Regions from separate parts of the Mus musculus genome. Here all the other regions are linked to region 1. A link is a loop called in an ENCODE intact Hi-C map of the cell type or tissue named here. Cell type or tissue: heart. All regions are shown on one strand. Each heading gives the region's core, and the rest is flanking DNA. Links, peaks and the distances in the headings are about the cores only.

Evidence for each region. A loop is a pair of places that touch in the nucleus more often than their neighbours do. Peaks named below come from ENCODE experiments on the same cell type or tissue, not always from the same donor. Only the 100,000 strongest peaks of a DNase experiment are listed, where the experiment ranks them.
Region 2: a loop joins it to region 1, with 2.1 times the contacts of the local background. A loop is called at or near these places in 6 of 42 quality-filtered maps.
Region 3: a loop joins it to region 1, with 2.8 times the contacts of the local background. A loop is called at or near these places in 8 of 42 quality-filtered maps.

The regions. Positions count from the first base shown.
Region 1 is chr7:100,516,574-100,524,685 of GRCm38, forward strand. It overlaps the pseudogene Gm8463. Among named protein-coding and RNA genes, the nearest start is that of Dnajb13, 5.8 kb to the left of the region's middle. In heart, for the core only: a CTCF peak has its summit at 4,261 (motif pointing right); a DNase peak (open chromatin) is centred at 4,298.
Region 2 is chr7:100,815,244-100,823,355 of GRCm38, forward strand. It overlaps Fam168a (family with sequence similarity 168, member A), which reads left to right. Exons shown (of 9, transcript NM_001362169.1): 4 at 3,493-3,519. Among named protein-coding and RNA genes, the nearest start is that of Relt, 44 kb to the right of the region's middle. In heart, for the core only: a CTCF peak has its summit at 3,652 (motif pointing left); no DNase peak of the experiment used is centred there; H3K27ac peaks cover 1,132 bases.
Region 3 is chr7:100,864,561-100,872,672 of GRCm38, forward strand. Arhgef17 (Rho guanine nucleotide exchange factor (GEF) 17) reads right to left here. Exons shown (of 21, transcript NM_001081116.1): 21 at 5,186-8,112. Among named protein-coding and RNA genes, the nearest start is that of Relt, 5.2 kb to the left of the region's middle. In heart, for the core only: no CTCF peak of the experiment used is centred there; DNase peaks (open chromatin) are centred at 4,141 and 5,554; H3K27ac peaks cover 1,128 bases.

The DNA of each region.
Region 1 (8,112 bases), core at 1,773-6,772:
CTCTCCCTCCCTCCCTCTTCCTCTTCCTCTCTCTCTCTCTCCCTCTCTCTTCCTTTCCATGTGTGTGCAGATGTGAGTGCATGTGTGTGCATACTAGAGGGCAGAGATTGACATTGGATGCCTTCCTCAGTTGCCCACTTTGTTTTTTAATTAATTTTTCAAGACAGGGTTTCTCTGTGTAGTCCTGGCTGTCTTGGAACTTGCTCTGTAGACCAGGCTGGCCTCAAACTTATAGAGATTCATGGGCCTCTGCCTTCCAAGTGCTAGGACTAAAGGTGTGTGTGGTCACCACCTGGTCCTATTTGTTTTATTTTGCATGTATAATGAATGTTTCGCTTGCATGTGTGTATGTGCATCATGTGCATGCCTGGTGCTTTTGGAGGCCAGAAGAGAGTGTTGAACCCTCCGGAACTGGAGTTTCAGATGGTTGCAAGCTGCCATATGGGTGCTGGGAATTGAACCTAGGTCCTCTGGAATTAACGAGTGCAACTAACCACTAAAACATCTTTCACATGCACACTTTATTTTTGAAACAAGGTTCTCAATGAATCTGAAGCTCACCAATTTGGCAAGTCTGGCTGGCCATGCAGTTCCACAGAACCATCTGTCTACACGTCTCCATTACCTCAGCTCTGAGGTTACAAATACATGTCACCATGCCCAGCTTTTCAGAGTCTAGTCTGAGAACCTAGACTCAGGTTGTCAGGTTTGCACAGCAGGCACTTTATCCAGGGAGCCGTATCCCCAGTCAGTCAGTCATCTATCTATCTATCTATCTATCTATCTATCTATCTATCTATCTATCTATCATCTATCTATTTATCTATCTATCTATCTATCTATCTATCACCTATCTATCTATCTATCTATCTATCTATCTATCTATCTATCTATCTATCTTATCTATACCTATTTGTCATATGATCATGTTACTAGGTGCATGTCTGTGCACCCCACACTTTAGCAGGAGCTCACAAAAATCAGGAGGAGGCATCGGATTCCCTGGAACTGGAGTCACAGGCAGTTGTGAGCTGCCATGTAGGTGCTGGGAACCAAAGCAGGGTTTTCTGTAAGAGCAGTAAGTGATCTTAACTGCTAAGCCATCTCTCCGGCTCCTATTTTTCCTCCTTATAAAACTGCTTATTGGGCCAGAGAGAGCAGGACCAGAAAAAAAAACCCTGCTTATTTGCTCAAAGATCAATCCTGGAACATCTCTGGCTGGAGGAGCATCATGTAGTGTCCCCTTCCTGTCCCCTCCCTGTCTGCTTGTCCCTCTCTGCTTCTCTTTGTGGCTTTACTGTACATGAACATGTCTGATGATGTTTGACAGACAACTACAACTGGCTCGTTCTGATCACTTCTAACACACCTGCCCTTTCATACTTTAAATTTTATATAAATGATATCCTGTACAGACAAGTCTCTTGAGCAGTGACGTTCACAGAGGGCCTATCACTCAGCTGTGAGGTAGCCTGATGCAGTTGTTCTCATTTTCATCGGCAATGTCAGCATGTGAGCTTGACCTTCCCACCCATTCCTGATGTCAACACAGTGAGTTTGAGACCACCCTGTGCTACACAAGAGTCTGGCTCAAACAGGCAAGATGGGGGCTTGAGCTTGGATTCCCAGCACCATGTAAAAGTGAGGTGGAAGTGTAACCTCAGTGCTGGCAGGCAGAGGCAGGTGTGTCCTGGGGTTCACTGGCCATATGGGAAACCTGCACTTCCTGGTTTCCACCTGAGCACACATGGGAAAGCACACCCTTATACACGCATGCAACAGACATGCAAAAATTCCCAGCCACGAGGACAGAGATGAGTCTCCTAAGAGAACAGATAGCAATCTCCTAAGGAACATACATTTTGCCAAGAATCACAGGACCTAAAGAAGTCACAGAAACCATGACCAAGGTCACGAGTGCACTCTTGAGGATATAGCAAGGCCTTAGTAAAGCCTACTGAGTTTAAGCACAAGGCTCCAAAGGAGACCAACTGTAAGCTCAACTGATTTGTTTACAGTGTTCACCCCAAGCTTGGGATAATAGGATCTTTCAGCCCAAGGACAATACAAAGACTCAAACCAAGGTTCAGGCTCCTGCCATACTTGCAACTCCAGCTTTGGCTCCCAGAAGTGCCCAGACTCCCCATGACGCCTCCATAGTAAAGGTCTCTGCCAACACAGACACAGGGGCATGGTCGGGAACTCTGGACTGCTTTTTCCCTTGGGTTAGTCTCTTCCTGTGTTGTTAGCGTAGTATGTAGTTGTAGATGGATATCATCAGTTATCGGATAATCTGAGTCCTGTGGCTCCCAGTATGAGGTTCTAAGGACAAAAATAGCTTCTGTGTTATTCTTGTCCAATGTGAAACCTAAATCGAATGAGGAAATAACAGATAAACCCAACCCAAGAGCATAACTCCAATTGGATTCTGTTCCGAACTCATCAGGCTCATGAAAGACAAGGAAAAGCTGGGAAACTCCGTCCGAGAAAAAGCACTGTAATGTGCTCCATGCTCCTGGATCAGATCCTGGGCCACCGAGGACAGGGTGGCTAGGAAAGGCGTTGCTAGGATAACAGAATGCAGCCTGCAGACTGGGTAACAGGACAGAAACAATGGTGATTGCCTTGTTCTCATAGCTGCATAGTGATGAGGCAGGAGAATGACTTTCACTTTAGCAAAAGCATCCTGGAGTATTTTAGAATGACAGGGTGGAGTGTTTATGCATTACACTAAAATGGGCCAGGAAAAACATACAGCATATACAAACTGTGTGTACAGAATTATAACAACTGAACAGGAACATACAGGACTCTTTTGTACTGGTGTGTGTGTGTGTGTGTGTGTGTATTAGTCAGGGTTCTCTAGAGTCACAGAACTTATGGATAGTCTCTAAATAGTAAAGGAATTTATTGATGACTTACAGTCGGCAGCCCAATTCCCAACAATTGTTCAGTCGCAGCTGTGAATGGAAGTCCAAGGATCTAGCAGTTACTCAGTCTCACGCAGCAAGCAGGCGAAGGAGCAATAGCAAGAGCTAGACTCCCTTCTTCCAATGTCCTTATATTGTCTCCAGCAGAAGGTGTAGCCCAGATTAAAGGTGTGTTCCTTAAACTCGGAGATTCAATCTTCTGGAATCCATAGCCACTATGGCTCAAGATCTTCAAACCAAGATCCAGATAAGGATCTCCAAGCCTCCAGATAAGGGTCACTGGTGAGCCTTCCAATTCCGGATTGTAGTTCATTCCAAATATTGTCAAGTTGACAACCAGGAATAGCCACTACAGTGTGTGTGTGTGTGTGTGTGTGTGTGTGTGTGTGTGTGCGCGCGCGTGTGCCTGTGTGCAACATGGGTCCCTGCACAGTTGTACGTGCATATGAAGGCCAGAAGTCAATATTGAAGTCAATGTTGGGTATCTTTCTCCTTTGCTCTTCATCTTATTTTTTGAGGCAGTGTCTCTCACTGAACCTGGATCATGGATTGGCTAGACTGGTTGACCAGCAAGCCCCAAAGATTCTCCTGTTTCTACCTTCTAGCAACAAGCTTTCAGGCACACCTCACTGTCATTCATGCTCAGCTTTTTACATGATTCCCGGGATCATGATTCCCAGGATCTAAACTCTGTACCTCATGTTTGTGGAGCAAGCACTTTACCCACTGAACCACCTCTCCCCACCCCCCACCCTTTCTCTGTGTGTGCATGCGTGTGTAAACACGCAGAGACTGGTTCTCTTGAATGTCACCTGAGCTCTAAGGACCAACCCTTATCATCAAGCTTGGCAGCAAGTTCCCTTGCTCACTGAGACGTCTTGATGAAACGACTCCCCACCTTTTTATGGATTCACTGGAACTTGCTATGAGATAAGACCAGGTTGTTTACCCCCTGCCTCTGTGCTCCAACAGCTGCGATAAGAGGTGCACACCAGGGCTGGAGAGATGGCTCAGTGGTTAAGAGCACCGACTGCTCTTCTGAAGGCCCTGAGTTCAAATCCCAGCAACCACGTGGTGGCTCACAACCATCTGTAATGATAACTGAATCTGTTCTGGGGTGTCTGAAGACAGCTACAGTGTACTTACATATAATAAATAAATAAACCTTAAAAAAGGAGGTTCACACCACATTTTGTATGATTCTTGTAAATTTTACACATGATTGAAATAATTTAAAATAGAATACAAAATGTATATACACAAAGAAGCCTTTATCCATGGTGAGGACTTTGGCGGGCAGTGAGAGATCCAGGCACTTCTCACTGGACGTCACAAGGGGGCGCTGGAGAACCGGGGAAGGCGTCTTTGCCGAAAACTGAGCTGCTTTGCTTTACAGCAGACAAGATGGACAACAGAGAATCAGAGCGGTCACAACCAGGACATCAGCTCTAGAAAACTCTAGAAAACATAGTGGTGTGGGTACGGAGAGCAGACCCAGTGATGAAGAGCATTTGCTGTTCTTGCAGAGGACCTGAGTTTGATTCCCATCACCCACAATTAGCCAGCTCACTCTTGCCTGTAACATAGCTCCAGGGGAATCTATGCCACACACATATCACGTGACACACACATATTTTAAAGATACATAATTTTAAAATTTTTATTAGATATTTTCTTTATTTACATTTCAAATACTATCCCGAAAGCTCCCTATACCCTCCCCCCCACCCTGCCCCACAACCCACCCACTCCCACTTCTTGGCCCTGGTGTTCCCCTGTACTGGGGCATATAAAGTTTGCAAGACTTAGGGGCCTCTCTTCCCAGCTACATATGCAGCTGGAGACACGAGCTCTGGGAGTACTGGTTAGTTTATATTGTTGTTCCACCTATAGGGTTGCAGACCCCTTCAGCTCCTTGGGTACTTTCTCTAGCTCCTCCATTGGGGGCCCTGTGTTCCATCCAATAGATGACTGTGAGCATCCACTTCTGTATTTGCCAGGCACTGGCATAGCCTCACTAAAGATACATAATTTTTAAAGGGGTGTGTGTGTGTGTGTGTGTGTGTGTGTGTATGTGTGCGCACATTGATCAGGCCAATGTCACCTTCATCTTGTTTCCTGTTTTGTTTTTAATTTGATAACATCTTTAAGTTGATACCTTAAAGTTGGCAGTGAGATCTCAGATTTACATAGCGCTTTGCACCTAGTAGTTTTTGCTTGTTTGTTTGTATGTTTGTTAAAACAAACCCAGTTTGGTCAAATGTGAATTCATTTTGCTTTTGTACTGATAAGTTAATATTTATACAGTTTAAAAGGCATAAAAATTGCTTGGCATTATTTTGTTTGAGAGCATGGAGCCAGGCGATGGTGATAGCGGTGCACACTTTTAATCCTAGCATGGATTCCAGTACTTGGGAGGCAGAGGCAAGTGGTTCTCTGTGAGTTCGAAGGTTAGCCTGGGCTACAAAGGAAGATCCAGGGCAGCCAGGGCTGTGCAGATAGAGCCTGTATCAAAAACAAAATAAGTAAATAAAACACAAGTGCTGGAGAGCTAGAGATGGCTCAGGGATTAAGTGCTGGCTCTGTGAGGACCTGCCGGATGACTACGGTAGAAGGACGGCTGACTGGAGTGTCACCTCACCACGAGTCAGGGTCCATCCTCTTTACTATCACTTCTTTCTAAGGGATCAGGGGTTTGAAAGTGATAACATCACACCAGATTGTCTCAACAGCGTGTGCAAATCTGATTCTCCCATAGGGCAACCTGGACCAAGAATTCACAGCTCAAAGGAAGTCTAGTATTCTTTAATTTCAAAAAGTGTTACTCTGGGGACTGCAGAGATGTCTCATTGGTTAAGAACACTTGGTATTTTACCAAAGGCCATGTTGAGCAACTCACAGATGCCTGTAATTTCAGCTCCAGGGAATCCAGCGCCCTCTCCTGGCCTCTACAGGCACCCACAACAATGGCATACATGTACGTACACACACACACACACACACACACACACACACACACACAGAGAGAGAGAGAGAGAGAGAGAGAGAGAGAGAGATAAAAATAAACCTTCAGGGTCTGGAGAGATGATTAAGAGCACTGAATGCTCTTCCAGAGGTCCGGAGTTCAATTCCCAACAACCGCACCACATGGTGGCTCACAACCATCTGTAATGGAATCCAATGCCCTCTTCTGGTGTGCTGAAGACAGAGACAGTGTGCTCACATTGTACATAAAATAAATATATCTAATATAAATAAATAAATCCTCAAAAAGAAAATTTGAAAACAAAACCCTACTGTTAACCTTCATTAATCTAGGGAGTTGTGGGGGGATGGGTTTTCAGATGGGCTCTTACATTCAAGCTGGTTGCAGACTCACCCTGTTGCTGAAGAGGTCTTGAACTTCTGACCTTCTCGCTTCAGCTTCCAGAGTACTGGGAACACAGCTGTACACCACCATGCCGAGCTTGAGTCAGAGAGATTTATTGACCACAAGAGTAAGAGAGGGGCCATCACAGGGTGTGCTTCCAGCACCTCTGACTGGTCAGCGCTGCTCTATAGGACACAGGTAGTCTGAAACCCCATTGGTGTTGTGCATGGCTCAGCACAGGGTCAGCTCCTGAGGTGGGGGTGGGGGGCACCAATAGACTGGGTCTCTCTGCATCTCTAAGTTGTATGCATACGGTTCTGAATATATAACTTTTCCTCTGAGGAACATTTTATTAATTTTTCAATGAAAGGTAAGACCCTAGAACCATGGATGCAGCATGCATTTTGGCAGTTGATGGCTGCTGGGGCTGGAGTTGGTGGTGGAAGAGTCCTTATTTGAGGGGGACAACTGTAGGATACCAATGTGCCAGTAGGTGGTCTCACTCTTGTATACATGTGAGCAGCACTAACTGCACTCAGTGGGGAAAAGAAGGCCTGAGGGGACTGGAGACCCGGCTCAGCAGTTAAGAGCAATTGATGCTCTTGCTGAAGACCCAGGTTCGGTTCCCAGGACCCACATGACAATTCACAGCTGCCTATAAGTCTAGTTCGAAGGAATGTAATGCTCTCTTCTGGTACCCATCTGCAACTCCAGCTCTAGGAATTCCACTCCTCTGGGCTACGTAGGTATCTGTATTTATATGCACATACCTATACATAAGTGCACACATACATACAATTAAAAATGAAAAAAAACCATTGTCCAATTATATCTGATAATAAATGCATATATTCCAAACAAAACTATGCTGGAGACCTTAGCTTTTCCTGCCCTTGGAAACATTATCTTTTGTAAGCAGAAAAAGAAAGAAAAAAAGTCCTCATCTTTTAGATGTTGTCGTTTGGATGAGGACAGTCCTCACAGGCTCATACATTCGAATGTTTGAAGATTTGGTCCCCAGTTGGTAGAACTGCTTGGGAAGGATTAGGAGGTGTGGCCTTGTTGAAGGAGTTGTGTCACCGAGGGTGGGCTTTTAGGTTTCAAAAGAATTGTTCTGCTCTTTCCAGCCAGCACCAAGCAATGGGCATCTCTCAGGACAACTGGCACAAGCACTGGAAGACCAGGGTTACGAGAAAACCCTATCACAAGAAGCGGAAGTATGAGCTGGGACGGCTTGCTGCCAACACTAAGATTGGCCCTCGCCATATACACAGAGTCCGAGTTCGAGGAGGCAGTAAGAAGTACTGTGCCCTGAGATGGGATGTGGGGAATTTTTCCTGGGGCTCTGAGTGTTGTATTCGCAAAACAAGGATCACTGATGTTGTCCACAATGAGCTTGTCTGCACCAAGACCCTGGTGAAGAACAGCTTTGTGCTTATTGACAGCACACCATACCGACAGTGGTCCGAGTCTCACTATGCACTGCCCCTGGGCCGCAAGAAGGAGGCCAAGCTGACTCCTGAGGAGGAAGAGATTTTAAACAAAAAATGATCAAAGAAAATTCAAAAGAAAATACGACAAAAGGAAAAAGAATGCCCAAATCAGCAGGCTCCTGGAGGAGCAGTTCCAGCAGGGCGAGCTTCTCGCCTGCGTTGCCTCAGGACCAGGCCAGCGTGGCCGAGCAGAGGGCTGTGTGCTCGAAGGCAAGGGGCTGGAGTTCTACCTGCGGAAGATCAAAGCCCAGAAAGGCAAATGAGCCTCATTCATAGTGTAATAAAGGTGTTTGCTGTTCTTAAAAAAAAAAAAAAAAAG
Region 2 (8,112 bases), core at 1,517-6,516, 300 kb after region 1:
GGATATGTCCCGAATTAATACTTTTGTTCAACTGTGATCAAAACGTTTCAGTTCACCATTTCATGAGGTTCAGCTCATGATGTCTTGGTCCCACGTGCTTGGGGAGGACATCATGGTACTGGAAATGTGGCAGAAGGGAGCTGTTCACGTCATGCCTGATAGGAAGTACAGAGTGGTGAGATGAAAAGCCAGGGCAAGATACAGCCCTGAAGGGCACACCCATGACCTGCTTCCTCCATCCACATAGGGCGCTTTTTCAACCACATCCTCATAATCTACTCCAATGTGGAATGCATAAGTGGATTAAATGATTCATTAGGTCAGAGCTCTCGTGACCCAGTCATCTCTAGAAACATCCTTACATATGCACCTAGATATGTGTGTTATCAGGTTTCTAGATGTTTCTTAAGTCAGCCAAATTAACCACCATAAGAGATGTTTATATGGTCTGTATTAAATAGTTTATACAAGCCTTACTCACTCTAGAAGGTACTGTATGTAGGTGATGCTCCCTTGAAGAAGCCGCCATTACTGTCCCAAAAGAGTTAATGAGAACAGTGGCATGTGGACTAATGTCTGTTTCCTTTAATCAGTAAGATACGTTATTCTACTGCCACAAATCTGTAATAATGAGCAGCAACAGTATAAAAACTACACTAATTATCTGATAAAAACATTTTATCTTAAAAACTAAGAGAACATTATGAAATGTCACAGTACATAAGTGATTTCAATCCAAGTACTGTGAAATCTGTGAATGGGCTTTGTCACCAGCCGAAAATAGAAGGAGGTGAGTTGTGGCAGACTTTCCGGTGAGGTCATGAATACAGAAAAGTTATTGTCGTCATAGTCAGGAATCCTGGTGACCTCACTGGCTGTAGTCAGGGAGGTGGGGATCCTGGGAAGCAGTGTGTAGTGACACAGAGAAATGAGAGCAATGGATAGCATGGTAGCATGCTTTCCAGAGACTCAGCTAAAAAAAAAGAAAACCAAAGGCACAGTGAAGAAGGAATGTGCAGGTGAAGGGGCATCCGGGTGAGAGTGGGATTCCGTGTGCACTGGTGGGGGGGGCGAGACAAGACCAGTCAGAGATGCCAGAGTCACATGGAGCTAGGCCTCCCAGCAGCTGCCATGGCAACAAGGACTCTGATGTTCGTCTTCTTTCTTCTTTTGGGAAGTTGAGTGACAGGAGGTGGAATGCCTGCAGTGCAGAGCGGCTCAGGACTAGCACTAGAGGTAGCTGAAGGGGACCCTCTAACAGCAAGCTACCTTCTCAAGAGTATTTGGCACTTGTGGGAAGAGATTTTAGGATTATTTAAGGATCAGTTTGGCAAGTAGCTGGCAGAACAAGGAATAAAATACTGCTATTAGTCCAGGGATGGTAGTGCATGCCTTTAATCCTGGCATTTGTGAGACTGAGGCAGGTGGATCTCCATGAGTTCGTGGTCAGCCAGGGGTACATAATTGAGACCCTGTTTCAAAACAAAACAAAAAACCAAAACTTCGATTAATTCAATGTTTCATTTGTGTCAACAACAATTTGAAACTCTTTATAGATGTTAACTTGTTTTATAGTACAACAAACTGAGTACTTTGTTTTTCCCAATTTCCAATTGGGAAAGAAGAAACTTATTGAAATTCAGCAGCTAGATCTGCATTCTGGCATCCTGCCGCTGCACCAGAACTCTTAGCCGCCTGTCATTGCTGAGACAGTGGGCAGACACTGAAGTGTTAGACGGGAGCAGCCGGGCTGGAGAAGAAGGCAGTTCAGAGAGGAGTCTGAGACTGTTAAAAACATGGCGAGTCTGGAAAGGTGCTGCTGTGTGTGGAATATTACATTTCAATACTAAAATAAAAAGGAAGTCTCTACCTAAGGATTAGTGCTTTAAAAAGTCAAGACACTTGTAAGCTATGATTAAAGCTAGACCATTTACTCAGAAACCCAAATCCACAACAAGGGATAGTACTGGAGTGTTGTGTTAGAAAGCCCCACACTGGCCAGGCATACCTATTATCTCTGCACCTTGGAGGTAGAAACAGGAAGATCAGAGTTCAAGGTCATCCTTAGCTACACAAGAGTTAAAGATTGTCTTGTACCCCATGGGAGAGCCTGTCTCAAAGAAGCAAACAAAAAACAGGAAGGAAGGGGGTAGGGGAAGAAGAGGTACCAAACTGGAATTAACCGTTTCAAATGTTTGTGTGACATTTGAGACACACACATGCTCATGCACACACACTGAGAGCTGCGTGTGTTTCATATTGTGTGTTGCTTACCTCTACCATCCTAGGTCTGACTGTTACAGGGAAATTCCTGTCATAGAGGCTCAAGGTCAGAGGGAACAGTATAGGTGATTCTCAGCTTCTTGCCAGAGCTGGTCATTTGGAATGCAGGGCGGTGCCTGCAAGGAGCCAGGCACTTGGGTTTAAATTTTCTTCCTTACTTCAAGGAGACCAAGCAATTGCTTGGAGAGACCCTATTTTTAGCAGCCTTTGTGCTCCTTAGATACATCTGCCTAGGATACAGAGGAAAGCTCGCTCTTTCATTGGTTCTGAAAAGCAGTGGACTACCTGCCTTTTATTGGCTTCTTCCTAAGTGTTTACCAATTTTAGGGATCATATTTAGGTATTTAGCCTCACAGGAGGCAAGAGCTAGCCAAGAGATCTTTTTCAGAATCCAGGGAACAAAGGGTTTAACATATTCCTGATAATGTAACTTGAAAATGAAAGAAGACTAAATAGGAAAGTAATGTCCAAACTCTCTCATAAGAAGCATGTTCTCATCTCTGTCTCATTAGAGTTAAACTATATGAAGTATATATGAGGTTTTCCCAAATTACAAACCTGGGAGAAAGTAGAGAAAAATCTCTATGCAAGGCAAGTTACAAGTGTACCTTTTTACCTTTGTCTTGTTAGCTAGAGTTTCTTGCCTCCAGTTTAACTCAGAGAGGATTAAATAACCTTCAAAATTAAATTTAAAATGCCATGTATCTGAGATTCAAACCCATTTGTCTGACCCCATAGCCTGTGTTCCTTCTACGGCACAACACTGTCCTAGATGGAGTGTCTCTACGTTGGACCTAGTTCTTTGAGAGGCCTATCTATGGTGGTCATATCTCCTGAGCCTTCATTTTTTTCTTCATTGTAAAGCCTTCATCATGCCTGAAATCCCTCCACAGTTCTTGGGAGAATTGAAATAGTCTTAATATAGACAAGCAGAGAGCACGACCTTACTCCTGTTCATATGCAGGCAATTTTGGGTCACTTCTCTGGGAGATCCTGCAGCATTCAGAGAGGTTTCTCTGCAACAAATAAACTTTCCTGGATGGCAAGTCTGTCACCCTTTCCAGGGGGGGTCCTTCCTGTCCTCCACAGTCTGCCTCTTATGCAGCCTGGGGAACTGCTATCGTGAAACAGGTCTGTTGTAGAACTGCAGTATGTACAACTTTGCAAAGATTCTTAGTGGTAATTTCAACTAACGTTTCTATCCAACAGAGTTTCAGTTCCTGCATTCAGCTTATGGTAGGAGAGCTATTTTTCCTCATCTGTATTATGACCTATGAATGTGTTATCTTGTAACAATGGTAGATTCCCTTTCCTTTCCTCCCCAAATCCCATCTCCTAGGCTTGGGCTCCCCCAGGTGGCCTAGCAGCAGTTCCTATAGCATGCAGGAACATGTCTGATGGTGCAAAATCATGGGTTGGAGACACACATGAACCATTCCCATAGGGCAGCAATGAAGGATCATGGCACTAAAAGGCGTTTCACACCCTAACCTGGCTGCCTGATTCAAACAAATGAAGGAAAATTCTAAGACCTGTGTGTGGTTCCTCTGTTAGCTTAATGGTAGGCTCCGAGGAGCCCCTTGATTGTGCCTATTAGACCCTAAAACACCAGTCCGATGGCCCCAGGATCAGATTTTCTATTGCCATTAGCAGTCTGACATGTTTGAAGACCTGGTTGACTTTAGATACAGTCTGTTGCCTTCATCCAGATCTTGAGCTCTGGCCTCACTTTTGGAGTATTTTTCTGGATGATGAAAGTTACGAGCCAAGTGTGCCAGTGGGTGAGGGATCCAAGTTGAGTTCTCTGGGCAGTGTGGACTCCAGGCCCAAGGCACCACAGGAACTTGTGGGCACCTGTGAGGGTCCCAGCGGTGTAACTTGACTAGGTCCTTCTTGTCATAGACAGTAAGGGACCATAGGAGAGACTTGCCACTTTTACCACACTCACCTGGGCTACTTAGGGTATCTTTGTAAAATCTTTGAATGTTTTCTCAACTTTTAATCTTACTGTTGGAAAGTGAATGTTTTTATACATGGCACATCTTCCAGAAGATGAGCTGTGAGATTTCTTTTGCTACTGCTGTGGGCTGTGTGATCTTGGGCAACTTGCTAATGTCCCCAGGCCATAAAGTTTTTCATGTCACATGATTTCAAGGTCTTTTTTAAATGCTAACATTTCATTCTCTTGTAATGTTTATTATTTCAGTAGTGCTAGCTACAGAACTGTTTCACTTACTGTTCATGTGAGGTTACTTTTTGTGAACTCAAACAAAAGACCCTAAAAACTTAGAGAAGGCTACATGGTTCCGCACCCTTCTGATTAGCACAGCAGTTCTCAACTTGTGTTGGGGTTTCACAAGGGTCACCTCAGGCCATCACGAGACACATAGGGTTTATAACAGTTACAAAGTAACAATGAAATAGTTTTATGGTTGGGGTCATCACAACATTAGGAATTGTGTTAAAGGGTTGCAGCATTACGACGGTTGAGAACCACTGAATTAGAACGTCTAATAAATGTGGGTGGAGTGATTCACAACGTGTTCTGTGCCAGGCCCTACATTGGCCCTGTGAATATCCAAAGACCAGTAAGACAAGCTCCCTATTCTCTAGAAACTCACAATTTATTGGGGAAATGTTCAACCAGGGACAGGAACCTCTAAGACTCACAGGAACTAGGATAGTCAGTTATATGGGATAATGTGATAGAGAGTGGGCAGAGGAAAAGACTTCATAATAGAATGGAGTCTTTAGCTCATGACTGATTACTTAATACATGTGTGCCAGGTGGAATGTGGAGAGAGATGCTGACAGGGCTAGGAGAATAGACCAAACCATTCGGGGTAAAGCCCCTTGGCACACTCGGAGAGTGATGAGCAGTTTGTGCACAGTGGTGTGGGTTGGAGCTGAGATGATTAGAGAATCAAGGGAGATTTGTGAGTCAGGAAGAAGAGAGTGGTTGAGAAGTAGGACCAGGCTATACAACCTCCAGGCCCACTCTCAGTGACCTACTTCTACCAAGGCTGTGCCACCTAAAGGTTCCACAATCTTCCAAAATATCACCTCTAGCCAAAAGACCAAGTATTTAGACTTGTCAACCAATGTAAGACATTTCTGTTCAAACCACGAGACATTGTCGGTATTAGATCAGGGGAGTCTCTAATACGAAGAGTTGAATCTGTAGCCTTTAGGTACTGAGAACCATGGGAAGTTTTTAAGAGACCAGTGTGGCTATTGCTTGGAGGTTAGAAGGGACTACTTAAAAAGACCAAGCCCAGAGCATTTAGAAACAGTTGAAGTGGCTAAGTAGAAGGAGATGAGAGCTTGAGTTGGAGTTGGCCATAACTGTAGGGATGGAAGCATAGGGCTACCAGAACTAGAAACCATTAAGACTGATGATGTTATCAATACCATTAAGCAACCGGGGAATCATTAGTACTGCCAGTTTACAATACAACAGAAAGGAAGCTCAGACAATTAAGTGACTTGCCCAAGGTCTCACAGCTAGTAAGTGGCAGAGCCCAGGCTAGATCTCATTTCCCAACTCAGTACATGGTTCAGGATGATGGTCCCTTGCTGCCTCTCTTTGTAAATGTGCTTAACAGATTGTTCTAGTGTCAGAGGGCATGAGGGTCCCATATCCAGGAAGTGAACAACTCAGCAGCTAGAACTCGGCAGGCACACAGTTCTGCTGTGTTTATTTGTCTACTCGCTGTCCTTTTTACACAGCTATAGTAATTACATACGTTCTTAAGTGGATGGCTTAATAATGTTTTCATGTGATACATCTGTAATTAATGATCACTTAATTCAAAGGATAGAAGATTTTTAGGAAGTAGTTCCTTTTTGGCACCCCAAAACAGGCCTGCCTGACAAGAGCTCTTTCTATCGCCATGCTGCTAAGAGTTTCAGTTGGCATTGGTTTTGTCCAGCAGCTGAGCTCCACATTGCTGTCACCATCAGAAAGGATTACTGTAGCAGGGAGAAGAGACAGACTCATGCAGTCAGCAAGGAGGTTAAATTGACTGTTAAAAACTTACTTTCATTTAGTTTTTACATGTATCTATTTTTTTTAATTATTAACTATTCAAGCATTAAGGAAAAATACAGAAAATGCTGTTTGTTTTCTGTATAATAAAACCAGAAGAAACGTCCAGTTTATTTGTAAAATGTGAAAGTTTAGCCTAAGTGATGGCTTAGGAAAGACATTGTTGACAACACAATGACACTGGCTTCTTTCCTGATTGATCTGCAACATTATTTTACTGTGACATGCTGTCTTGTTCACTCCCTGGTTGCTGTGTGGCTGAGTTGCATCCCCAGTAGATCGTAAGTCCCTTGTGTGCAGTGACGTAACCCACGTGTGTTCCTGTCCACCGTGGCATTCCCCTCAGTGCTGAGTGCAGTTAGGCCTCAGTACTCTGTGGCTAATTTTGATTTAACTTCAGTTGTCACACAGTCCTTCAGGCAATTGTCAGACTTCGGGCTTATAATGAAAATTATATCTATACCCCACTCGGAAGGAGGAGGAGGAAAAAAGTCAGAACAGAACAAATTGGGACCTCTAAATTCTCCAAATTGCTATGGCCAAATTAAGACCTTTTGGTTCTTGGTGGAGGCCCACTGAGCTCTTAGGGCATGGAACTGCTCTGTTTGACTTCTCAGAGCTACCTATTTGACACAGCAGTAATTTGTTTGTGGATGGTTGTGGCCTCCCGCCTCACTGGATGTCAATCCCTGAATTTGGAGACATTGTGATAAGATTTTTGACACTAATTGGATCCTTTATTAATTCCTTTCATATTAGCATCCCACCCTCTGGAGACAGACACCCGAGGTGTTTATTTAAATCCCCTCTGCAGAAGCTCCACACTGTCCTGGCTGTCTAGCAGGGTTCTGGGCTCTGCATGGAGTTATGCTGTCTCCATTTCTCTTGCCAGATTCTCCTTTTAGTGTCACTTTCCTGCCCATGATTGCCTTCTCATTCCTCAGCCTTTGCTGTATATACTGCAGACCATTAATGCAAGCAGTCAGCCGATGAAGCTACATTTTGGTTTTAGTTCAGAAAAACCCAGCAGAATCCACAACCTTCCCTAGCCATTACAACTCTGTGATAGAAGGAACAGAGATGTTAGTTGTAAACCAGTCAGCAAACACATTGTAGAAGCTCTCGAGGTAGCAAACCCTGTAGGAATCTATAGGGCCACCATACTTTCTTATTATGCTTCCCTGTCTTTCCTTATCCACTTACGAAAAGATTTCAGGTTCATCTGGTTGTTGTCAGCCTAGTCCCCATACTGTTAATATACTTTAGAATACTCTGTGCCCAAAACTTCCAACATCTTATTAGAATGTAAAAGTATTATAAAGAAAAAATTGATCATTTTTTAACCTTAAAATAGAAATTTGGATCAAAACTGTGTCTCCTGGTGTTTGAAAGAATAGTTTTCTTTCCTTTCTCCTTCCTTCCTTCTTTCTTCCTTCCTTCTTCCTTCCTCCTTCCTTCCTCCTTCCTTCCTTCCTTCCTTCCTTCCTTTCTCTCTTTTTCTCTCTTTCCCTCCCTCCCTCCCTCCATCCCTCCCTCCCTCCCTCCTTCTTCCTTTCTCATTTCCTCTCTCCTTCTTTCTCTCCTTCTCTCTCTCTTTCCTTCTTTCTCTCCTTTCTCTCTCTTTCTCTATCTCACTTTTTCTCTTTCTTCCTTTTTATAAAGGAATTTCCCCCCTATTTCCTCTCTCCTTCCCCTCAGGATACCATGACGGTAAGTTTTTGAGTCATTCCCTGCTTCTAGAACACTTAATGAAATTTCTCAAGCTGAGCTTTGAGCTATCC
Region 3 (8,112 bases), core at 1,517-6,516, 350 kb after region 1:
AAGTAACCATTGCACTCTTGCAATGGTTATAAACTGGGCCCGTGTGTGGTATGGTGCGGTGGTAGTAGCAGTAGTGGTGCGGTGGCACTAGCAGTAGCACATCTCAGCTCCCACAGCCTTCTCTTCCGTTACCTTCCCACTCCCCCAGCATCATTCAAAGAATCTAAGGTGGCCAGGAGAGCAGGATGAGATGAAACTCGGACAGCACAGAGGAGCCCAGTGCGGGAGACAGAGGCCTGGCTGGAATCAGGATAATCACAGCTCACGGAAGAGGTTGAGGAAGTAAATATGTCTGTTGGGAATGGGTGGGCTGGTAAACAAATTAAGTCATAGAATTTGAGCCACAGAAAGGAAAGGAAAGGAAAGGAAAGGAAAGGAAAGGAAAGGAAAGGAAAGGAAAGGAAAGGAAAGGAAAGGAAAGGTCAGGTCCCCAGAGCCTGGGAAATTCCAGGAGGAGAACTGGACACCTGAGAGACGAGAGGGAGGGGAGAGTTTCCATTAACCTGGCTGAGCCCAGGTTTTGGGGACAGGGCAGAAAAAGTTCCACGTTACTGGTGTCAAAATCATGAGCGCAGCAGGCCTAGTGACTTGTGCTTCTAACCCCAGAGCACTGGAGGCAGAGACAACCAGATCTCCCTGAGTTCTGTGCCAGCCTGGTCTACATAGTGAACTGCAAGCCAGCCAAGGATACAAAGTGACATCCTGTCCTGGAAAAACAAAAAACAAAAACAAACCAATACATTCAATGTCAACTGTGCTCCCCCAAATCTGGGGATGGGCCCAGAGCCCCACATCACAGTCCATGGTGGAAACCCACTGGGGAGCAGTGACGTGCTCAGACTTGCCTGAATGTTCTCTGCTTCCGAGTTTTTGTTTTTCTCTTTTTGAGACACAGTCCCCTTATTGAGCCATCGCCATGTATGTAGACTGAGTTGGCCTCAGACTCACAGAGACCCGCCTGCCTCTGCCTCCTGCCTGCTGTGGTGAAAGGTAAGCTTCACTGTGACCGTTTTCCTCAGTTTTATTTTGTTTTAATTTTCTATTATATTTTATGTGTATAGCATTTTGTGTGCATATATGTCTGGGCACCACTTGAAAGCCAAGTGCCCAAGGAGGCCAGAGGAGGGCGTCTGAAGTTATATACAATTGTTAACCTCCATGTCAGTGGGGGAATTGACCCAGGATCCTCTGGAAGAACAGTCACTGTTCTTAACCCCTGAGCCATCTCTCCAGCCTTTATTTTATTTTTGTTTATTTATAGACCTAGGTTTTAGGGACTGAACTCAGGTCACAAGCAGTTTACGGAGCAAGCCATCTCTCAGCCTTTTTTGAAATGTTTTATTGGTATAATACAGACCTTCTTCTTCTTCTTCTTCTTCTTCTTCTTCTTTTTTTTTTTTTTTTTTTTTTTTTTTTTGGTTTTTCGAGACAGGGTTTCTCTGTAGTCCTGGCTGTCCTGGAACTCACTTTGTAGACCAGGCTGGCCTCGAACTCAGAAATCCGCCTGCCTCTGCCTCCCAAGTGCTGGGATTAAAGGCGTGTGCCACCACTGCCCGGCAATATGTACCTTCTATATCCCGATTTTCAAATTCCAGATAATGGTATTTCCAGTACCGCTTAATAGTCCAATAGGGACGTAGGCTTTGGACTGACAACTAGTCTGACTTTCCCAAGAAGGTGCAGGCCCATCTCTACTAACAGCTCTCTGAGAAACTCTGTCAGTATCCACCTCTGAAAACTGGGGCACCCAACCCCTGAAGGTCACTCTCAATCTCTGTGGAAGTCACCTTCACAGCACAGGTTCCTAAGAGTACACATGTCCCCTTCCTGCACCCTTGGTTCCAAAGGAGCCTAATTATTATTTACTGCTGGTAGGACTTGCTGGCTTTTTGTCTAGCTGACTATGACTCCCAAGTCTTTCCCAACAGGAACCCTCCCCAGGAGTCTGGAGACAGAGAAAGAAGGGTGACAGCCACACATTTGGGGCTGGCTTTTGATGCTGCTTGGAGAGTCACTCCGCTCCAGAACAGACTCAAAATCATAGGTTCTCTAAGATCCTGGCATTTCAGGTGACCTCACTGAATCTTGGCACTCAGTCCGGAGTGCCTCAGAGACTATATCTTGTGTAAAGTCTCTCACACTGCAACTGGAGAAGGCTGGTGCTCATCATAGGTACCACAGGACTTTAAGACCTCAGCAAGTTGGAATGAATTTCCATAGTGACCCACAAGCAGGAGAAGGGCTAGGGGCTCCAAGTCCATGCCAAGCCTGTTGAGGTAGAAATCTGGTGTCACACTTTCAGAGCTACCACGATATGGTTGTTTTGAGAAATCTTTGTACAGGTGACTGCAGGCGCCCCCTGCTGGCTATATTGAAAGGCAGACTACATTTCCAGTTCCAGAACTGCACCGGCAGCAAACACTGCAGAATTTCAAGTCCCTAGAATAAAATGAATAGAATATTTGTATGTTCACTGTCCAATTCCCCCCATACTTTAAATTCTCTCTAGATTACTTGTAATACACAACGCAACACAAATGCTGTGTAAACAGTTGTTATATTATTTAGGGAATAATTATAGGGGACAAAGTTTGGACTCTCTCAGGACAGATGCGACTATTGTAAAGTCTAAAATTTCCATCCACTAGGTATGGACTCAAGCCTTTAATTGCAGCACACAAGAGGCAGAGGCAGGAGAATCTGTGAGTTCAAATTCTGCCTGGTATATATAATAAGTTCCAAGACAGCCAGGACTACATAGAAAGACCCTGTGTCAAACAAAACAAAACAAAACAAAACAAAACAAAACAACAATAATAGTAAAATTTCCATCCATAGTTGGTTGAGTTGGAAGATACAGAAGTCATGGATACCAAAGGCCACTACTAAAGCTACAGGCTTAAGTTTCTTTTTTAATTTATTTATGTATGTATTTGATGTATATGGGTGTTTTTTTCTGCATGTACATCTGCATAACAGAAAAGAGACTAGGATCCCATGGAACTACAGACAATTATAGATAGTTGTGAGCCACCATTCAGGTGCTAGAATTGAACTCAGGACCTCTGGAAGAGCAGCCAATGCTCTTAACTACTAAACCATTCCTCTAGCCCCCAAGCTTGTTTCAATGCTTTGCTCTAGCAAAACCGCAGTAGGCTCTGTCCTACGTTATCCAGCAGGCCTTAGAACCCATGGGTGTGCCCCAGATCAGTGGGAGGAGCTCAGGCCATGGGAACTGGGGCTAAGTAAGACCAGGATCCAGTGCTGGGCAGATGCTAAGCTGGGGCTTTCTGTGTCTGAGGACTCACTTGGCTCAGCTTGCATTTAAATCTAGACTCTTGGCCAGGTCTGGAACCATGCTGGGTGGGATTGTGTCTGACACTCTCCCTTACCAACTCCCTTGGAGGCCCTGCACTCTCAGTATGTCTTCTCTGGTCTTGGGCCTTATTGGCCCACCCAAGTGTGCTCAGAAAGGAAAAGGAGAGGCCTCCTTGTCCCCTGTGGGGTGGGGGGTTGGAGGTAGGAGAGTCCGAGAGGGATCTGAAGCCATGAACTGACTATAGGCCGTGAGGCTGGTGGGGTTAAGTCTGCCTAGGTCAGACATGCAGCCCAGTTACATGGACAGATCAAGGGTCTTGAGGTGCCGGACCATGCCTGGGAGGGAGGTAGCTTTGCTGAAGTGTTTGAGGTTAAGCAGCCTAGAGGAGAGGAATAGGAGAAATTGAGGAATACATGCTTTGGTGTCTCTCAGATAAAGGTCAAGCTCTAGCTGTCTCAGTGACAGGCTGGGTAGCCTTAAGCAAGTGACTTGATTCCCCTGAGTATAGTATCTGCAGAGACCCAAGTAAGGTGCATCAGCTTCAAGAGGGACACTGGAATCTGGAGCTCCAATCTGCCCTCCCCCCACCCCCCACCCCCCACCCCAACACACACACCTTCTCTGCCTCAGCACTTGCTCTGGGCACCTTCCCAAAACACAGCATCTGGGGCTCTGCCTACATTTTATCTCCAAACCTGCTCCCTGGCCTCCTCTGCAGGTCTATCCTGCACTCTGCCCCTGACCACCCTTGGTTGCCTGTCTACTTGCCTGTGCCCATCAAGGCTCCTCACTGGCCATAATTGGGCCCAAAATAGCACTTCCCCTTGCCACTTCCTGCAACCATCTTGTGGCTTAAGGACAGAGAGACAGAGAGTTGGTGTTTGGCAAGCATGCAAAAGATGTGAAGAGCTCTTGGAGGTCAGCGGGGTGCACAGAATCGAGAATTTGCCTCCAAGCACCAGTGAGCAGAGGCTAGGGCTGGAGCTCGCTGTCTAACCCTTGGGTACACGCTCCCCTCCCCAGGCTCAGCTCAAGGCTAAGACAAGGCCTTAGCCAGACTTCTGCTGTCCTGCTAAGCTCTCTAGACTTACAGACCCATGTGCTGAGGCTCGCCCCAAGTGTGGGCCTTTTGTCTCTTCTCATCCTAAGAGATTTTTTCTGACTTTTCTGACTATGAGGAACTTTCAAGCCTAGAGTCTGTTCCCTCGTGTCAACCCTGCCTTTCTGTCCTGGTCCCTAAGTGTCACCGTCCTTAAGAGGCAGTCTAGCTAGTCCTGGCTTTTGTCTCTAGCCTACAGATATCTGCAGGAGCAGCTCTCTGAGCAGATAGTCTCTGACTCCGACTCACTCTCCTCTGCGATCCAGCAGGAGTTACTTCTCAGAGCAGTCTGAATGTGAGGCATACATGTGGCTCTGGCCATGGGGCTCTTCCAGACACCTGTGTGACCACCTCCTCCTTTCCCACAAAGTATCAAGACCTGAGGGCCTGAGTCCAGTTCTGATAGGTGAATGACCTTGAGGAAGAAGACACTGAGCCTCCACCTCAGCTTCATTGCTCAGAAGGAAATAGTGGCAGCAACCTTCCTGGACCATTTTAAGGATCCAAGGAGCCCAGCTGTGGCGTTCAGCAAGCAGCCAAAGGAAGCTGAGTTTACAGTTCCCTATTATGGAAGACCTACAGCTCAGAGATGTGTCTCCGGTAGAATGCTTGCCTGGGGTGAGAACCGCCCTGGGTTTGACTCCAGCATTAAATAAATCAGTTATGGTGGTACTCAAGTCTAATCCCAGCATTCAAGGCAGGAGGATCAGAAGTTCAAGGTCACCCTCAGCTACAGACACGGTTTCAAAAAAGCAAAGACATGCAGCTGTGTCTCACCTGGATTCTCCAATGTTTATTTCATTAAACATGAATTCAACATTTATTGAGCACTTATTGATGCTTGCTACAGCAAGTAGGCTTAGGGATGAAGCTGAGAACACACCCTGCCCTCAGAGCATCCATCCAAGCTCCTTCAGCCTTCTCTCATTCTGTCTGTACAACAGACCGTTCACATCAGGCTCTTATGGCCCTCCTTGCATCTTATATCCCGTCCCCTGCATGTTACACCCCTCCTTGCATAATCCTGCTTCACACCAAACCTTGGTCCTGCTTCCTCTCACCCACAATCATGCCCTTTAAGGCAGTTCTCTATGCTGTCTGGGAAGACCACACCCCAGTGTCTCAAGCCTGGGTGGCCACGAGTATAAGGAGAGCTGTTGGGGTGATGGATGCCTCTTGGCCGTTCTATACTGAGCTGTACACTGTGTACTTCCTCATATAAGTGCTATGTATCAGTGGCTCCCAATAAACATACTGGTACCTGGGTCCTAGCTAAGGTTTTAATTTAATTGGCCTTCGGTGGGCCTGTGCCCCTGGAGAACTAATAATGAACAGCCCAGGTTGTAATTTTTCCAGGAGACTCCCTTGGGGATGAGCCTGAGGCCTGTTCCTTCAGGACCGCCCTACTCATGCTGAGTGCCTGATCCAGATGGACACCTGTCCTCAGGCCAGCCCATGCCCTGGCAGGCTGTCTTCTAAGTGGTTGTGCTATGTGCCAGCCATATTCCCGGTGAGGATGGCGCAGACCCAGCCCTATGTATCTAGTCCTGAAAGTGAAGTCTGCTTTGGGCCTCTGTTGAGGCAGAAATCCTGGAGTAGCAGAAATGACTGAAGCACTAAAGGTGGCAGCCACTGTCAGAAATGCAAATAACTGGACTAGTGGCAGCGGGGAGGAGCCTGAGGTGGGCCTTCAACATGTAGATCACTGGGCTCTGACCGCCAGCTCAGGTCTCCAGACGCAGGCACCCTTTAGATTTAAGGGCCAGAAATGGACCTCTTTGCATTTCAAGAACTACATGCACTAGCCAACCATCCTGTAGGGGAAAAGAGGTTATCAGACCCCATTACTGAGAAGGAAATAACTTGGCCTGGTCACATGGCTGCTATCAGACAAGATTCCAAAGAGAAGCCGTTCCATGCAAAGCCTGTGTTCCTTCCATTTCATCCTGAATTCCACACAGGCACAACCGTCTCCTCACGAAAATGCTGCTAGCAAGATGTCCTGTACACGTCCTGTGGTGTTGAAGACCCAGCAGACCCCTGAGGGATGCACGCGAGTTAATAAAAGCACACACCAACACTTTCTCCCTTTGTGTGTGTGTCTTGCCATGTAGAACCATTTTGTTTTGAAATGGGGAAGGGGTCTCACCATGCAGCACTGGCTGACCTAGAACATGCTTGGTAGACCAGGCTGGGTGTGAATTCACAGAGACCCACTGGCCAGTGACTCAAGCGCTAAGATTATAGGCACATATCATCATAACTTCTCTAAGCTGGTTTTGAACTCAAGAATACCCTGCTTCAGTTTTCCCACATGCCAAGCATACAGTCTGTCAACTGAACTATCTGTTCAGTGCAAAAACAGACTTTCTTTTATTGAAAATATATTATTTTGTGAGTATGGGTCTTTTGCCTGCATGGAGGTTTGTGGCCACATGCATGCCGTATCCCTGGAGGCCAGACAAGGGCATTTGATTCCCTTGGGATTGGAGTTATAGATGGCTGTGAGCTGCTGGGGACTGAACCTGGGTCCTCTCGAAGAGCAGTCCGTGCTCTTAACCACTAAACTATTATTGCCCCAGTCCAGGAAAGTGAATTTTGAAGTGAGTCATTTGGGCTGACCTAAGCAGAGATTCGGCATAACCTGACCTCTGCTGTGAGGGCCACTTAGTCCCATGGGGAAGACACCATGGTGTGTGTGTGGGGGGCTCTTGGCCCCTAGAGAGCAGCCCCATGTTGCTGGGCACTTAAATCCTTTGCAGTCTTGTGTAATGACACATCTCTTTGGACCAGAATCAGCCCGACTTGTGTGGTAGTTCTGCTCCACAGGCGCCTTAGACAGGAACTCTAGCCCTGGGTCAGACACCCAAACCCAAACCTAGCTGGACTCGGGAGGGCTAGACTGACACACCATTGATACGCATATGAGCTGTAAGGAATTCTAACATTCAGAACTCCTGGGTTCTTCTAAGGAGACTGAAGCCCAGACAGCCGCAGTCTGCCCGTGACAACACAGGTTCAGTGTCAACCCCATCACCCAGGACTTCCTTATCTCCTCCCTTTGACCCAATTGAGGCAGAGTCAGGGAGCCCTCGTCCTTAGGGAGACAGCTGGCAGGAGGCCATGATGGCCCAAGGCCCGGGGGAGCCATCATTTAGTGTTTCTATTTATTGACTCTTTAAATTTCATCATCTGAGGAGAGTTAACACAAGGCTGTTTGGTAGCAAGAGAAACATCATCTAAGACCACAATGACCCACCCACCCCAAAGAAAAACAAAATCAAACAGAACAAACAAACCCTATCTGAAACCAGACCTTTGGAGTTGTAGCTGAAGCAAGGGGCTGAGGGTCGGGGTGGCTCCCTGCAGCCTGGCGGTGAGGGACGACGGCCTTCTCAGTTAAAAAGGTTATGTCTAGCCCCTCAACTCTGGGGGGTGGGGGTGGGGTGTCCTTCCTGAAGGGGCTGCCCTTGGCAGCGTGGGTGTTTACAGAGAGGGACTCGATTCAGTGGTCAGAGAAAGGGGACTCATAGGTCCCCACAAGGTGACCATTGTGCCAGTGCATGAGACATGGGGAGGCAGAGGCTGGGGCTTGAGCCAGCTGTGAGGACTGAAGGCCCTTTTCTCTTACCTGAGAAAGCCCGGTCCCAGACCTACCACTGTTCCCACACTGGGGAACCTCAGGCGTCACCTT